2 separate regions of the Homo sapiens genome follow, and region 2 is linked to region 1. Evidence: read pairs that join two places in POLR2A ChIA-PET (ENCODE). Cell type or tissue: B cell. All regions are shown on one strand.

Region 1 (8,000 bases):
CTCTAAGTGACAAGGTTGAGCCGTGGCCGGCATAAATTCCAACTTATCTTGGGGCAGAGAGGAAACCATCAATGAACGCTTCCAAGTTATTTGGCTCATGAGAGGGCAGAGATGAAAGCGAGGATTTGGCGGCAGAGAATGTTTGCACTAAATCTCACGGACTGCTCTCTTCTCTTTCTGTGAATGGCTTGGGCGGGGCCTTTATGGTCTGCTGAGCCTGGGCCTTGGATACCCTGGTGAAAGGGGTTCTGGGAGCCCCATCTACTCAATCCCCTGGAGTATGAAGCCTATGGGGTGGCTGTCAGGCTGGTCATGTGGTTTGCTTAGTGTGGCAGGAGTCCCCAGTGGGAACACTTACGGAGTGATGTGTGTGCTGTGGAAAGCCCCTCCTTGGTGGCTGCAGAGCCATGGAACTCGTGGTTCACTTGTCTCCTCATCTCTAAATGTGGGCAATGATGGGGTGGGGGACACAGTGAATCCAACAGCTATGAAAGGGCTGGGGTTGGGTTTGGGTGGGATAGGCAGGGATGCCCTTTGATGACCTCTCAGGGGCTGCCCTTTCCCAGTGCACCCTAAGGGCGCAAGCCAAGGGGCACTCTACAGCAAGTGAGGTGCCTCAGGGCTGAAGAAAGCACTTGACCAGGAGTCAGGACCCTGGACAGGGCTAAGGCCTGGAGGCCCAGCTTCCCATCTGGCCCTTGCCCAATGGCTGGCCCTTCCCTCAGCCAGAGTGAAGGGGGAGTGAGTGCGGGCCTCCGAGCTGAGAGCTGAAGGCATGGGCCCTGGGATTCTTGGGAGGCTGGGCTAGGATTTTTGGTGGAAGTGCGCAAAGCCTGAAGTCTGCCCTGGGAGCTCCTTAAGGCAGTAGAAGGAAAAGGTGGAGCTGCCCCTGAGAACTCAGCCTGCTGTCTTCTGCTGCCTATGGCATCCCAACAGAGCTATCTATCTTTTGGCCCTGAAGTCCTGAGCCTGGCCTAGGGAGCTAGTATAATAATTTACACAATGAGTTTCTGGCCTTGCCTGGCTCACTAAATGGTGTAGCCATTGTTAGTGCTTAACCCTTTGTGGAACACATCTCTGAGAATCTAATGGAATTTACAGAGCAGAGATTATTGTTTTAATACCACCCCACCCCAGGTATTCTGACTTACATGGTCTGGAGTAGCACCCTAGGTACCTATACCTTTTTTTTTTTTTTTTTTTTTTTGAGATGGAGTTTTGCTTTTGTTGCCCAGGCTGTAGTGCAATGGTACGATCTCAGCTCACTGCAACCTCTGCCTCCTGGGTTCAAGTGATTCTCCTGCCTCAGCCTCTAGAGTAGCTGGGATTACAGGCATGTGCCACCACGTCCAGCTAATTTTTGTATTTTTAGTAGAGACAGGGTTTCTCCACGTTGGTCAGGGTGGTCTCGAACTCCCAACCTCAGGTGATCCGCCTGCCTCGGCCCCCCAGAGTGCTGGGATTACAAGCGTGAGCCACCATGCCTGGCCTTTTTTTTTGAGATGGAGTCTCACTTGGTTCCCCAGGCTGGAGTGCAGTGGTGTGATCTCAGCTCATTGCAACCTCCACCTCCTGGGTTGAAGAGATTCTCTTGCCTCAGCCTCCCGAATAGCTGGGACTACCGGCACTTGCCACCATGCCGGGCTAATTTTTGTATTTTTAGTAGAGACGGGGTTTAGCCATGTTGGCCAGGCTGGTCTCAAACTCCTGACCTCAAGTGATCTGCCTGCCTCAGGAAGTGCTGGGATTACAGGCATGAGCCACCGCACCTGGCCAGTACCTGTACTCTTTTTTTTTTTTTGAGACGGAGTCTCACCCTGTCGCCCAGGTTGGAGTGGAGTGGTGTGATCTCGGCTCACTGCAACCTCCATCTCCTGGGTTTAGGCAATTCCCCTGCCTCAGCCTCCCAAGTAGCTAGGATTACAGGTGCACGCCACCATGCCTGGCTGATTTTTGTATTTTTAGTAGAGACAGGGTTTCACCATGTTGGTCAGGCTTGTCTTGACCTGCCCTCGTGATCCGCCCACCTCGGCCTCCCAAAGTGCTGGGATTACAGGCGTGAGCCACTGTGCCCCCTAGTACCTGTACTTTTTTAACAAGACCTGCTATTGGGATCCAGGGTTAAGAACAACTGCCATAGGCCCGGTGCGGTGGCTCATGCCTGTAATCCCAGCACTTTGGGAGGCCAAGGCAGGCAGATCACTCTAGGTCAGGAGTTCAAGACCAGCCTGGCCAACATGGTGAAACCCTGTCTCTACTAAAAAAAATTTTAAAAATTAGCTGGTCATGGTGATGCACACCTGTAATCCCAGCTACTCAGGAGGTTGAGGCAGGAGGATCACTTGAGCCCAGGAGGCGGAGGTTGCAGTGAGCCGAGATTGCACCACTGCACTCCAGCCTGAGCTACAAAGCAAGACTCTGTCTCAAAAACAAAAAAAAGCAAAAAAAGCAAAAAGACAACTGCCATAGACTTTTCCCTTCCCTTTGCCTAAAACAGGAGTTCCTGGCTTGGTTGTTCCCTGGAAGCTTCTTTGAGTATTTTTGAGGGGGTGGGGAGTGGAAGCTGTGGCTAGGTTGAAGGAGAGGGAGGGAGGCTCTCCAGCCTGGTTCAAAGATCTAAGCAACGTCAGGGAGTGTGGGTGGGGGCAGTCCACCACTCCATGTCCTTCCCACAGGGGCTGGGGAATTAACAAATTTTTGCCCCACCCCGGACTTGCCGGAGGTGTGAAGGACAGTTCTGGGAGAGACCTGGAGGCCAGCCGCATGTTTTGGAGGGCTACTGTTTGAGGTAGTGTCCTCCTCTGGCCTGGGCAGAGACACAGGCGGAAGGGCAGGCCAAGCGGTGGGGGTTTCCCCAAGCAGGCTGTCTTGAGGTAGAAAGCTGCATTTTCAGGAAGTCAGAGTCCCCAGAAGTCAGCCAGTGGGCAGAGGCCTGGGTCTCTGGACCGGGAGCTGCTGATGCTGATCAAAATCAGCAAGTGCTTAAGAGTACCTAGTGGGCCTAGCTCAGTGCTGGGGACAGAAAGCACAGGCCCTGTCCCTGGGGAGCTTGTCCTTTGTCAGCAGGATGCAGGTGCTACACAGGAAGGTGTCTGTTATGGGAGGTGCAGCCTGGCTTTGCCAAAACACCCAGGCTTTGCCCGAGGACATCTGTGACCCCAGGCGAGTGAGCCTCAGAGCCCTTATCATAGAGTTCTGCCCTGGGTCCTCCCAGGGAGTTGATGATCTGTAGATGTGACTCCTTCCCGAGACTCATGGAGCCCTGGGGGGTGAAGGGAACCCCAGAGGTGAGTGGGGCAGGAGGTGGGGAGTGTCGGGTAAAGCAGGCCACCCTGAGCTGGAAGCCTGGATGGTGGGAGTGGGGATTCAGCTGTCAGCTCCTCTATAGGCTGTGGTGACAAATTAGTACATCCCTAGTTGCATGTACCACTGAGGCCCTTCACCAATGTGTAGCACTTAGTCCCTGGGGAAGGGGCCTGAGAGAAGCCTCTGCTGCCAGCAAGAGGGTGTCCCCCAGACCCAGTGTCCTTGAAAGTCCCTCTATATGGAGTGCCACCCCCCACTCCCCCAAAAAACACAGCGAGTGGAGATGCAGCTTCTTAGCTCAACCCATGCTTTTAAAAATGGAATCCTCCTTCTACCCTGGGTGAAGGGTAAAGACAGGGGTGGCCAGATTGTGTTGGGGCTCCAAACCACAGGATAAATAAGATGCCTTCTGAGGAGCAGAGGTGTTATCCAGATGTTTGAAATGCCATTTTATAGTAGAACAATGAAGGCGTATGGTACAGTAAAATGCAAAATGCCCATAATTTGATAGATAAAACAGGAGAATCCAAAAAAAGGTTTTGTGCTTGCCCTTGTGGTTTTGAGCCAAGTTTCCAGCCCACCAGCAGTTCCTTTGCTACCCTGTGAGGCAGGCGGGTTGGGGCGAGCCCTTCCGCTAGGCTAAGTGCCTGCTTTCTGAGACTCACACTGCCTTTCTCTGGGGTGGGGGGCAGGATCCACTTCTATAGTTGGAAACGTTGCTGCTCCGCCAGCTGGAAGGGCCTCCTGGCCTCTGGGACTTGTCTTGCAAAAGAAATGTGTGTAATAAATTCTCTTTAAGAGCAGGAAGTGCTGTTATCCTCATGAAAATAAAAGAAAGAGACGTTGAGTGGGGTTTTTTTTTTTTTAAGTGTCTTACGAACTTAGCCTAGTGGTAGCTTGCAACACAACTGGGCAGGGGGTAGCTATTCTCATAGCCCTTCTTTCGTGTTTTATACTGAATTTTAACTGCATAAGTTTGCTCTTGGCTGGGAAACTCTTTATCAGGTTCCGGCCCAGAAAAGATTTTTTAAAAGAAGAGCCCTCTGTGTCTTGCAAGCAGTATTGCTGTGGTTAAAGGACAGTGGGGACCTCACACAAGTGGTTTCACCTTTCTGAATCTCAGTCTCCACATCTGTAAAATGGGGGTAATATGAATTAGGAGCCACGATATATGTAAAACTTTAACATAATACCTGACATGCCTTAACAGGGCAATTACCTTTCTCTGTTAGCTGTCATTTCTAATGAGATGAGGTGCTCAGAAAACAATTGTGATGAGGTTGGCTCTTTAAGTACAGACCTTCAAACTTTCCTTGAGGGGTGAGGAAGAAGGCACCACTTCCAGCTCTACGTTGGGACTTTTGGTGTAGACAGATGTCCAGGAGAGATTGTCCTGGCCAAAGCCATTTTAATTGGCTTTGGGACAGTGACCAAGACCAGTTTCTCAGTTTCACCTGGAAGAATCCTGCCAGCCTCCTGCCTCTTCTCTCCCTGCTAAGACAGGGCAGGAAAGTTTAGTCATACTTCATACAAATCCTGGGATTCATTCATTCATTCATTCACTGACTCTTTACACAAGCATTTCGTTTTTTGTTTTTTTGTTTGTTTGTTTGTTTGTTTGTTTGTTTTGAGACAGGGTCTCCCTCTGTCACCCAGGCTGGAGTGCAGTGGCATGATCTCAGCTCACTGCAGCCTCTACCTCCTGGGCTCAGGCAGTCCTCCCGCTTGAGCCCCCCAGGTAGTTGGGACTACAGGCAAGCCACCATAACTGGCTAATTTTTGTTCCACAAGCATTTCTTGAGTACCTGCTGTGTGTCAAACACTGTGCCAAAAGCAGGCACAGTGATAAACAGGACATATGCAGTCCCTGTCTTCTTGCAGCTTGACTATTAGAAGAGATGGACATTAAAAATATAATTGCACAAATAGGCTGGGCGTGGTGGCTCACACCTGTAATCCCAGCACTTTGGGAGGCTGAGGTGGGTGGATCACTTGAGGTCAGGAGTTCGATACCAGCCTGGCCAAGATGGTGAAATCCTGTCTCTACTAAAAACATAAAAATTAGCTGGGCGCGGTGGCCGGTGCCTGTAATCCCAGCTACTCAGGAGGCTGAGGCAGGAGAATCGCTGGAACCTGGGAGGCGGAGGTTGCAGTGAGCCGAGATCACACCACTGCACTCCAGCCTGGGTGACAGAACGAGACACCGTCTCAAAAAAAAAAAAATGTGTATATATAATTACACAAGTAATTATATTTTGTAGTGTGGTAACTGCTGGAGCTTTTCTCTTAAGTAACTAAATTTCCTCTTGGTGCCTCTTAGTTTGAAATACTCTGTGATACAGTAGTTCACCCCTTGAGAAAAGGAAGCAGAGAACCAAAGTCCCAGGATGAAGTGTTCAAATCTTAGCTACAAATCTTGAGATTGTATATTAAACCTTGTAGCCTGGTGTCTACTGGCCATGTGGTTAGTGCACAGTGAAAGTTGCCTTTTGTCACTATCTTTATTTGCTCTTGGAGGTCACTCATGCTCTGCTTTCTTGCAGAGTTCTTCCTAGGGAAATAGGTACAGAAAGCTAGACTTTTGAATGGTTGTGATCTGCAGTCTCAGAAAAAGACGTGAAGGCAAGGCCATGTGATGTGTTTCTGGAGAAGCGTCCCTACATCTGGGCAGAGCAGACTCTTTAGCCCCCTCCAGGGCTGCATTGGCACCCCTAGCACTCAGATTGGTGATTCAATTAGAGTTTGAAGCCTTTAAACATTTCTTCATACTGTTTGAAGAAGCTACAATTAACATCTCCTAAGCAGCTCAGCAGAACTTGGTTGCTAGGCAGCAGACCTTTAAAGACAATTTGTCAATTTCTGCCAAAAGAGAGAAAAATAGTAAACATTCACATTCTAAGAAAATTGCTTGTTTTCCAGCTTCCAACTTTCTTGCCACAGCAAGGCTTCTCGTTCATCAGTGTCCATTTTATTCTTTATTTAGTTTTCATAAATCATTCAAAGGAGTTTTAGGAGAACATTTAAGCCTTTTCCAAGCCTGCCTCCTGGAAATTCAACACAAAATGATGTTTAGGTTACAATTGGCTGCCATATTTGTGGGCAGTTTTTATATAAATGCACAGAGGCTCTTTTGGAAGGCATGGAGTACCCAGCTGTAGTCTTGGACAGCAACCAAAGAAGGAGGTGGCTGGCCCATGGAAGGATCTTGAGTCATTCAAGATTTCTCAGCACCTAGCATGTGCCAGACCCTGCTTGCACTGCTGGGCTCCAGCCCTGCGGCTCAGCCAGACCTCATTGAGCTCCCCTTCTAGTGGGGAAGACATGGCAAAAAACCAGGAGATTCTAACACAGGGGCCGTAGAACTTCAGACAAAGCCCAAAACCCAGCCTAGGATTGGGGAAGCCTTCCTAGAGCAGATGTGGGCTGGACTGAGACCTTAAGGATGAAGTGTGCCAGCTTTACTCTGGCAAGGGAGTAGTGTCCCAGGCAGCGTTCTCCCGTGTGCAAAGGGTTAAATGTGCTTGGGAGACTGCAAGTGCATCCGTGTGGTCACAGGGCCTCATTGGCTCTGCAGTTCAGTGTGGGCACAGTGGGAGGACAGTGGAGAGCGACTGGAGGCCTCGGAACTTGCAAAGACCACAGTCGGATTTGCATATTTCAACCCTTGGAGAAGTCACCTGATTTGGCATCAAGTTAACTCAAGGGCATTAGGCAGTGAGCACATGGCCAAAAGGGGCAGGAGTTGTGTTGGCCTGGGTTCATTTGCCACTTCCAGCACGCACACCTTGGGTGGGTGATTTAATTAACCCGAGTCCCAGGTTTCTCAACTGTAAAATAGGGATGATGGTAGTACTTACCTCACAGAGTGGGTGGAGGGGCTAATAATAGATTAATTCAGGAACAGCGTTTACACTGTCACTCTGCACACAGTCTCTGCAAGCATGGGCTGACACCATTAAGACAGTGCTGCCCTCCCTGTGCGTCCATGATTCCTGCCTGCTAGAGCCCGTAGTGTCCAGTCTGCCACCTGCTCCCTGCATGACCCAGGATGAAACGTGGAACTCTCTTGGAACGAGACTCTTTTGTCTTCCCACAATCTCCCTAACTGTAGTGGGAAGGGACTCTGAAGTTGACCCTGGGAGCCCTTCCTGCCCTGAGTTCTCAGTGCCAGGCCTGGTTCTGGGTCTGGACCACATCTTACCAGCTGGTGTGGTGGGACACTCTGGTCTCACCCACTCCAGCCTGGGCTGAATGCTGGTCCTTGAGCTTAAAGCCCAGCAGAACAAAGGCTGCCTGTTGCTCAGAGGCGCTTGTTCAGGTCCATGTGTTTGGGGATTTTGGCCACTGGGTATATCCATGAGGTATCTCATCCTGCTTATGGGGGTTCAGAAAGCACTGCCAGGAGCCAGCTAGGGGCCTCAGATTCATCAGAAAATTCCCCAGAGAGGCCCTCGTATGCAGTGCCAGGCACTGAGAATATAGCCGACAGCAGGACAAGGCATGGCAGGGGAGATGACAAGAAACCAGCAATGTGAGTCGACCAGGTACTTTTCAGGAGTGTAAGTGCTGGAAAGAAAATGAGGCAGGGGTGAGATGGAAAGTGGCTCAGTCAGGCAGTTGGCACTCCCTCAGTTGGTGATCAGGAAGGAATCCCTGAGGAGGCGACAGTTAAGTTACAGCCCAGGGCCGGGCGC
Region 2 (8,000 bases), 200 kb after region 1:
GTCTCATACCTGTAATCCCAGCATGTTGGGAGGCCGAGGTGGGTGGATCACGAGGTCAGGAGTTCTAGACCATACTGGCCAACATGGTGAAACCCTGTCTCTACTAAAAATACAAAAATTAGCCAGGTGTGGTGGCGGGCGCCTGTAATCCCATCTACTCAGAAGGCTGAGGCACGAGCATCGCTTGAATCTGGGAGGTGGATGTTGCCATGAACCAAGATCGTGCCACTGCACTCAGCCTGGGTGACAGAGGAAGACTCCGTCTCAAAAAATAATAATAACAACATTTTCTTACAGCTTTTGCTTGGAATTTTCTAGCTGCTGTTTGATTTATTGTGATTTGAATGATTATGTTGGAAATATTTAATTTTATCTTCTATCTTCACAGTCCATATTTGCTCCATTTCTTACTTTACAACTTGCGTACATGGGATTATACAAATATTTTCCCAAGGTAAATTAATTTTTTTTCTAAATTTCGATGATGTGTTTGGATTGATTTATGACTAGCTAATTGAAGGAACTTAAAAATGTTAGTCCTGCTTACGGTCTGAATCAGTGCTACTCAAAGTGTGGTTTGCCCACTTATCTCCAAACTATGTGTTTGTGTTTGTTATACATTAAGTTCAAAAAATGAGTAATTGGCCGGGCGCAGTGGCTCACGCCTGTAATCCCCACACTCTAAGAGGCTGAGGTGGGTGGATCACCTGAGGTCAGGAGTTCAAGACCAGCCTGGCCAACATGGTGCAACCCCATCTCTGCTAAAAATACAAAAATTAGCCAGGTATGGTGACGCACACCTGTAATTCCAGCTACTCAGGAGGCTGAGGCAGGAGAGTTGCTCCAACCCAGGAGGCAGAGGTTGCAGTGAGCCAAGATTGCGCCACTGCACTGCTCCAGTCTGGGTGACAGAGTGAGACTCTGTCTCCAAAAAAAAAAAAAAAAAAAGAGTAATTAGAAACTTTTATAGCAATTTGACATTGCCATAACATTGTTATTCTGTTTTACAAAAATACTGTGGATTGAGGTCCTTCATGAAAAAGTGTGAATAGTACTTGTTTAAGCAAAGTATTAAATTTAATTAGTAAATTTAGTAATTCATTTTGTCTATAATAAAGGAAATTAATTAAAAAATGGATTTGATTATCTCATTGTACTTCATATTGGACACTTAATAGCAGTGCACTTTATCTTCAGTGTTGAGGGCCTGATATTTGCAATAAATATTTGGCCAATATTACAGAACAGAATGATGTTGAGAGTCAATGTTTACCTGGCCTACTTGACTACAGATATATACAGTTTTATGAGGCTTGGCTTGCCTGACATAGACGATAGCCTAACTAGTGTGATCGAATTTTGTGGGAGCTTTTTGCTGAAAAAATTGCTACTTGGCTGTCTGCGTGTTATATTTAATGGGCTGACAGACCTGTGTATGATTTTAATGGATTTGAAGCATTTGTATTTTTGAAGGGTCAAATAGGTCAAATATAAGAAGTAAAAGAGTAAATAACATTGTAATTTTAATTAAGCATTTGTTTAGAAATTCACCTTTGAGGCGGGGCGCGGTGGCTCACGCCTGTAATCCCAGCACTTAGGGAGGCTGAGGCAGGTGGATCACGAGGTCAAGAGATCGAGAGCATCCTGGCTGACAGGGTGAAATCCCATCTCTACTAAAAATACAAAAGTTAGCCGGGCGTGGTGGCAGGCACCTGTAGTCCCAGCTACTCGGGAGGCTGAGGCAGGAGAATGGCGTGAACCTGGGAGGCGGAGCTTGCAGTGAGCCGAGATTGCGCCACTGTACTCCAGCAGCCTGGGCGACAGAGCGAGACTCCTCAAAAAAAAAAAAAAAAGAAAGAAATTCACCTTTGAGGCTGGGCGCCGTGGCTCACGCCCTAATCCCAGCACTTTCGGAGGCTGAGGGGGGTGGATCACCTGAGGTCAGGAGCTCGAGACTGGCCTGGCCAACATGGCGAAACCCCATCTCTACTAAAAATATAAAAATTACCCAGGCATGGTTGCGGGTGCCTGTAATCCCAGCTACTTGGGAGGCTGAGGCAGGGAGAATCACTTGAAACTGGGAGGTGGAGGTTGCAGTGAGCCCAGACTGTGCCATTGCACTCCAGCCTGGGCAACAGAGCGAGACTGTCTCAAAAAAAAAAAAAGAAAATCACCTTTGAAACATTGATTGTAGTTTTGCAGTAGCAAAGTTTGGAACCTAAATGTCCACTGAGTGACTACATTAAAAAAAAAAAATTGGCCAGGCACGGTGGCTCATGCCTGTAATCCCAGCACTTTGGGAGGCCGAGGCGGGCGGATCAGCTGAGGTCGGGATTTCGAGACCAGCCTGACCAACATGGAGAAACCCCGTCTCTACTACAAATTCAAAATTAGCCAGGCATGGTGGCGCATGCCTGTAATCCCAGCTACTCAGGAGGCTGAGGCAGGGGAATCACTTGAACCCAGGAGGTGGAGGTTGTGGTGAGCCGAGATCGCACCATTGCACTTCAGCCTGGGCAACAAAGCAAAACTCCATCTCAAAAAAAAAAAAAAAAAAAAATTATAACGTATCTATTCAGAATGAAGATGCTCTCAATGTACTGACAATGGTAAGCTCTCCAAGAAATATTAAGAGAAAAAAAAACAAAATTCAGAATAGAATCTATAGAATCTATACTAATTTCTTTTTGAAAAGAAAAAATAATGTATTATTTGATTTTGCTTATATATGCATAAACAAACTGAAAGACTATACATGAAATTATTAACAATACTTATGTGTGTGATAGAGATGTATATATGGGTACTATGTAAATGGAAGAGAGAAAAGGGAGACTTTATATATTCTCCCAACAAAACAGCATTTTGTTATAGCAGGGTTTTTTTTGCTTGTTTGTTTTTGAGACAGAGTATCACTCTGTCGCCCAGGCTGAAGTGCAGTGGCACGATCTCAGCTCACTGCAGCCTCCGCCTCCTGTGTTCATTCTCCTGCCTCAGCCTGCCAAGTAGCTGTGACTACAGGTGTGAGTGACCACACCCACTTAATTTTTGTATTTTTAGTAGAGACGAGGTGTCACCGTGTTGGTCAGTCTGGTCTGGAACTCCCAGCCTCAGGTGATCTGCCCACCTGGGCCTTCCAAAGTGCTGGGATTACAGGTGTGAGCCACTGCACCTGGCCTGTTATAGCAGTTTTTAAACACAAAAGTTGGCCAGGCGTGGTGCCTCACGCCTGTAATCCCAGCACTTTGGAAGGCCATGGTGGGCAGATCACCTGAGGCTGGGAGTTCTTGACCAACCTGGCCAACATGGTGAAACGCTATGTCTGCTGAAAATACAAAAATTAGCTTGGCATGGTGGGTACAGACCTGTAATCCCAGCTACTCAGTGTCTGAGGCAGGAGAATTGCTGACCCGGTGGCAGAGGTTTACAGTGAGCCAAGACAGCGCCACTGCACTCCAGCCTGGGCGACAGAGCAAGACTCCATCTCAAAAATAAATAAACACAAAAGTTGAAAGAATTGTGCCGTGAACACCCATTTATATAATACCAACGACCTAGATTCTACAATTAACATCTTATTATATTATGTATCTATCAGGTTTTCTTTTATTTTTCAAACCCAAGATAATCTCTGTAAAGTTTTTCCATCAAATTTTTCTTGATGCATTTCAAAGTATGTTGTAGGTGTACACATCGGTATACCTCACCCCTCTTACATAACACTGACTTACAATTTACTGTTTTAAGGTTCTTTAGGTAATTTTTTTTTTTTGAGACGAGGCTTGCTCTGTCACCCAGGCTGGAGTGCCATCTCGGCTCACTGCAAGCTCCGCCTTCCGGGTTCACACCATTCTCCTACCTCAGCTTCCCAAGTAGCTGGGACTACAGGCGCCCGCCATCACGGCCGGCTAATTTTTTTTTGTATTTTTAGTAGAGACGGGGTTTCACCGTGTTAGCCAGGATGGTCTCGATCTCCTGACCTCATGATCCGCCTGCCTCGGCCCCCCAAAGTGCTGGGATTACAGGCATGAGCCACCATGCTCGGCATTTTTTTTTTTTTTTGAGACGGAGTCTCGCTCTGTCACCAGGCAGGAGTGCAGTGGCACAATCTTGGCTCACTGCAACCTCCACCTCCCAGGTTCAAGCGATTCTTCCACCTCAGCCTCCCGAATAGCGGGGACTACAGGCACACGCCACCAAGCCCAGCTAATTTTTGTAATTTTAGTAGAGACGGGGTTTCACCATGCTGACCAGGATGGTCTCTTTCTTTTTTTTTTTTTTTGAGATGGAGTCTTGCTCTTTCGCCAGGCTGGAGTGCAGTGGCGAGATCTCAGCTCACCACAACCTCCGCCTCCCAGGTTCAAGCGATTCCCCTGCCTCAGCCTCCCAAGTAGCTGGGATTACAGGCATGTGCCACCACACCTGGCTAATTTTTTTTGTATTTCAGTAGAGACGGGGTTTCACCATGTTGGCCAAGACAGCCTTGATCTCCTGACCTGATTATCTGCCCACCTCGGCCTCCTAAAGTGCTAGAATTAGCTGGTCTCTGGTCTCTATCTCTTGACCTTGTGATTCGCCCACCTCCGCTTCCCAAAGTGCTGGGATTACAGGTGTGAGCCACCGCACCTGGCTTTTAGGTAAAATTTTAAGGTAAAATTAGTTCTGAGGCCGGGTGCAGTGGTTCACACCTGTAATCCCAGCACTTTGGGAGGCCGAGATGGGCGGATCACCTGAAGTCAGGAGTTCAAGACCAGTGTGGCCAACATGGTGAAACCCCATCTCTACAAAAATTTGCCGGGCATGATGGTGGGTACCTATAATCCCAGCTACCGGGGAGGCTGAGGTGGGAGAATCGCTTGAACCCAGAAGGCGGAGGTTGCAGTGGGCCGAGATCCTGCCATTGCACTCCAGCCTGGTCGACAGAGCAAGACTACGTCTCAAACAAAAAAAATTAGTTCTAATATGAAGAGTAGGGTACCAGCGTAATTAATTGATTGCTTGAAATGCTTGTCTTAATTGTACCATTTAATACGTTTGTTATCCTATGAAACCCATACCTCTTTCAAGGTTTATAACTTCACTGTCACCCCAGGAGTTTCTTTCATGCTCCTTTCCAGGCAGTCCCAGTCCCTATACCCCAAAGAACTTTTTCCCACGATAGATTAGTTGTGTCTGGCATAGTAATCCATGTAAGTGGGATCATTCTTGATTTTACTTTTTTGTGCAAGCCTTCTTTATTCCGCATGATATTTTTGAGATTTATCCATGTTGTTGGATAAATCAGTAGTTAATTCCTTTTTTTTTCTTGGCTCAGTAATACTACATTGTATGACTATATCCATTTATCTAGTCTCCTATAGATGGACATCCTGGTTGTTTTCAGTTTTGGGGTTATTATGACTAAAACTAAGAGCTTTCTTGTATGAGGCTTTTTGTGAGCATAAGCTTTCATTTCTTTTAGGTAACTATAGGGTTTTTTTTTTTTTTCAGATGGAGCTTTGCTCTGTCACCCAGGCTGGAGTGCAGTGGCACGATCTCGGCTCACTGCAGCCTCTGCCTCCCAGATTCAAGCAATTCTCCTGCCTCAGGCTCCCAAGTAGCTTGGATTACAGGCATGTGCCACCACGCCTGGCTAATTTTTTTGTATTTTTAGTAGAGACGAGGTTTCACCATATTGGCCAGGCTGGTCTCGAACTCCTGACCTTGTGATCCACCCACCTCGACCTCCCAAAGTGCTGGGATTACAGGCATGAGCCGCTGCACCCGGCCAACTATAGGTTTTTATATTTAAAAATATTTTAAACCGTATGATTGGATTTTGTGATAATAAAGAAAAATTCAGCTTTTAATCTCTTAAAAAAATGAGACTAGAAAATTAATAAGTAAATGTTCTCTCTTCCACCAGAAGTATACTGAATTGTTCAGTGATACCCTATTGGATGTGTAATCAAGTGTGGATTCCTTTGCATAACAATTAGGGCCCTACATTCCTATAAGTCTGTGACAAATTACTCATTGTTCTCCAAGCATTCTTCTGCCTCTAACTTGTCCTGAGACTTAACGCTTCAAAAAACTTTCACTTCTGCCAGTCTAAATCCTGCTCTTCTTTGAAGGTCTGTTTTTAGTTGTTGTTTTTGGAGACGGGGGTCTCACTTTGTCATGTGGGCTGGAGTGCGGTGGTGCAGTCTCAGTTCAGTGCAGCCTCAACCTCTTAAGAGATCCTCCCACCTCAGCCTCCTGAGTAGATGGGACTACAGGCTCATGCTCAGCTAATTTTTGTATTTGTTGTAGAGACAGAGTCTCCCTATGTTGCCCAGAGTGGTCTTAAACTCCTAGGCTCAAGCCATCACCCAGCCTCGGCATCCCAAAGTGCTGGGATTAGAGGCATGAGCCACTGCACTTGGCCTGAAGGCCTGTTTTTAATTTTACTTCCTCTGAAGTCCTCCTTGTGCTTTATTTACATAAAACACTGGAGTAATTTATATCTCCTGTGAGCTCCTATGTCACACATTATCCATGTCAGTCATTTAGCAGTTATTTATGTCCTGTCTAGTAATATTTTTCTTGTTTTTATATTGTACTGTTGTATATATCATAAATTGTTATTTATGTCATACTTCCAAGATAACACTTTTTAAAAACTTCTAATAACAAGACTGGGCCAGGTGCAGTGGCTCACACCTGTAATCCTGACACTTTGGGAGGCTGAGGCGGGCAGATCACGAGATCAGGAGTTTGAGACCAGCCTGACCAACATGGTGAAATCCTGTCTCTACTAAAAATACAAAAATTAGCCGGGCATGGTGGCAAGCACCTGTAATCCCGGCTACTCAGGAGGCTGAGGCAGGAGAATCGCTTGAACCCGGGAGGCAGAGGTTGCAGTGAGCCGAGATCGTGCCATTGCACTCCAACCTGGGCAACAGAGCGAGACTCCATCTCAAAAAAAAAAAAAGCAAGACTGATGTCTGCTATTGCCTAGCAGATTGATGAGTTACATATTATATGCTCAGTAAATGTTGGTATCTTACTGATTGTTTTGAAACATCATTAACAGTTTTTAAATCATTTCGGTTAAAAACAGCAGTACTGATCATGTTTGTATAGAGCTTAATGTAGCCTGCTGAAACTTTGAAGATTAATTTGAGTCTTTCTCTACACAGAGTGAAAAGAAGATAAAGACAACAGTACTAACAGCTGCACTTCTATTGTCGGGAATTCCTGCCGAAGTGATAAATCGATCAATGGATACCTATAGCAAAATGGGCGAAGTCTTCACAGATCTCTGTGTCTACTTTTTCACTTTTATCTTTTGTCATGAACTGCTTGATTATTGGGGCTCTGAAGTACCATGAAGCCTGTAGAACTGAGAAGGAGAAGCTTACAAAAAAAAAAAAATCCTCTTCTATATTGCAGTGTCTCTAAAGGAGGCAAATTGGTTTACACCTTCATGTAATTCTTTTACTTTAGGGGTTGTAAAGCTACTTTATTAGATATAGAATGGCAGATTCTCTGATTTAAAAGGGCTGAGTTTGTATTATTACTGATATGAAGAATAGAGTACCAATGTCATTAATTGATTTTTCTTGTTAATCAGAATTCCTATTCTGTACCTTTCCTCTAACTTCTCAGATTTGTAATTCTTCTTTTGGGAGCTGAGCTAGTGCTTTTAGGAGAACAGATAAATGTGGTCTCAGCCAGCCCTAGAGACTGCTTCTTGTGTTTGTGTCATTCTGTCCTGAGAAATGAAGTCATCTGAAAAATAAAATGAAAGAAACTGAATTGTCTAATGTTAACTCTGCACATTGTAACTTTTCTTGTTGAGTTAGTATCTTAATTTTTACTCCAGCACAAGTATTTAATCAAAGAAAAGATTCATACATGTGAAATTGGAAGGTATTTATAAAATTTTTATTGCTGTATACCAAACTCAGAATTGGAACTTTTTACATTTGAGTTTCACTTTTTAGAAGTATGTTTTAAGCAAGCAAAAACAAAATGGG

Evidence for each region. ChIA-PET counts read pairs that join two places held together with the same protein. Peaks named below come from ENCODE experiments on the same cell type or tissue, not always from the same donor. Only the 100,000 strongest peaks of a DNase experiment are listed, where the experiment ranks them.
Region 2: POLR2A ChIA-PET joins it to region 1 with 13 read pairs; 3 of 35 experiments call an interaction of 5 or more read pairs at or near these places.

Annotation. Positions count from the first base shown.
Region 1 is chr5:134,541,252-134,549,251 of GRCh38, forward strand. All of the region lies in intron 3 of JADE2 (jade family PHD finger 2), which reads left to right. Among named protein-coding and RNA genes, the nearest start is that of JADE2, 20 kb to the left of the region's middle. RefSeq lists enhancers at 1-353, 2,350-2,449, 2,550-2,779, 2,880-3,149, 3,210-3,309 and 2 more. In B cell, no CTCF peak of the experiment used is centred here; DNase peaks (open chromatin) are centred at 300, 3,020, 4,000 and 6,951; H3K4me3 peaks cover 2,060 bases; H3K27ac peaks cover 7,372 bases.
Region 2 is chr5:134,743,599-134,751,598 of GRCh38, forward strand. CAMLG (calcium modulating ligand) reads left to right here. Exons shown (of 4, transcript NM_001745.4): 3 at 389-454; 4 at 7,161-8,000. The coding sequence ends at 7,352. Among named protein-coding and RNA genes, the nearest start is that of CAMLG, 9.1 kb to the left of the region's middle. In B cell, no CTCF peak of the experiment used is centred here; no DNase peak of the experiment used is centred here; H3K27ac peaks cover 442 bases.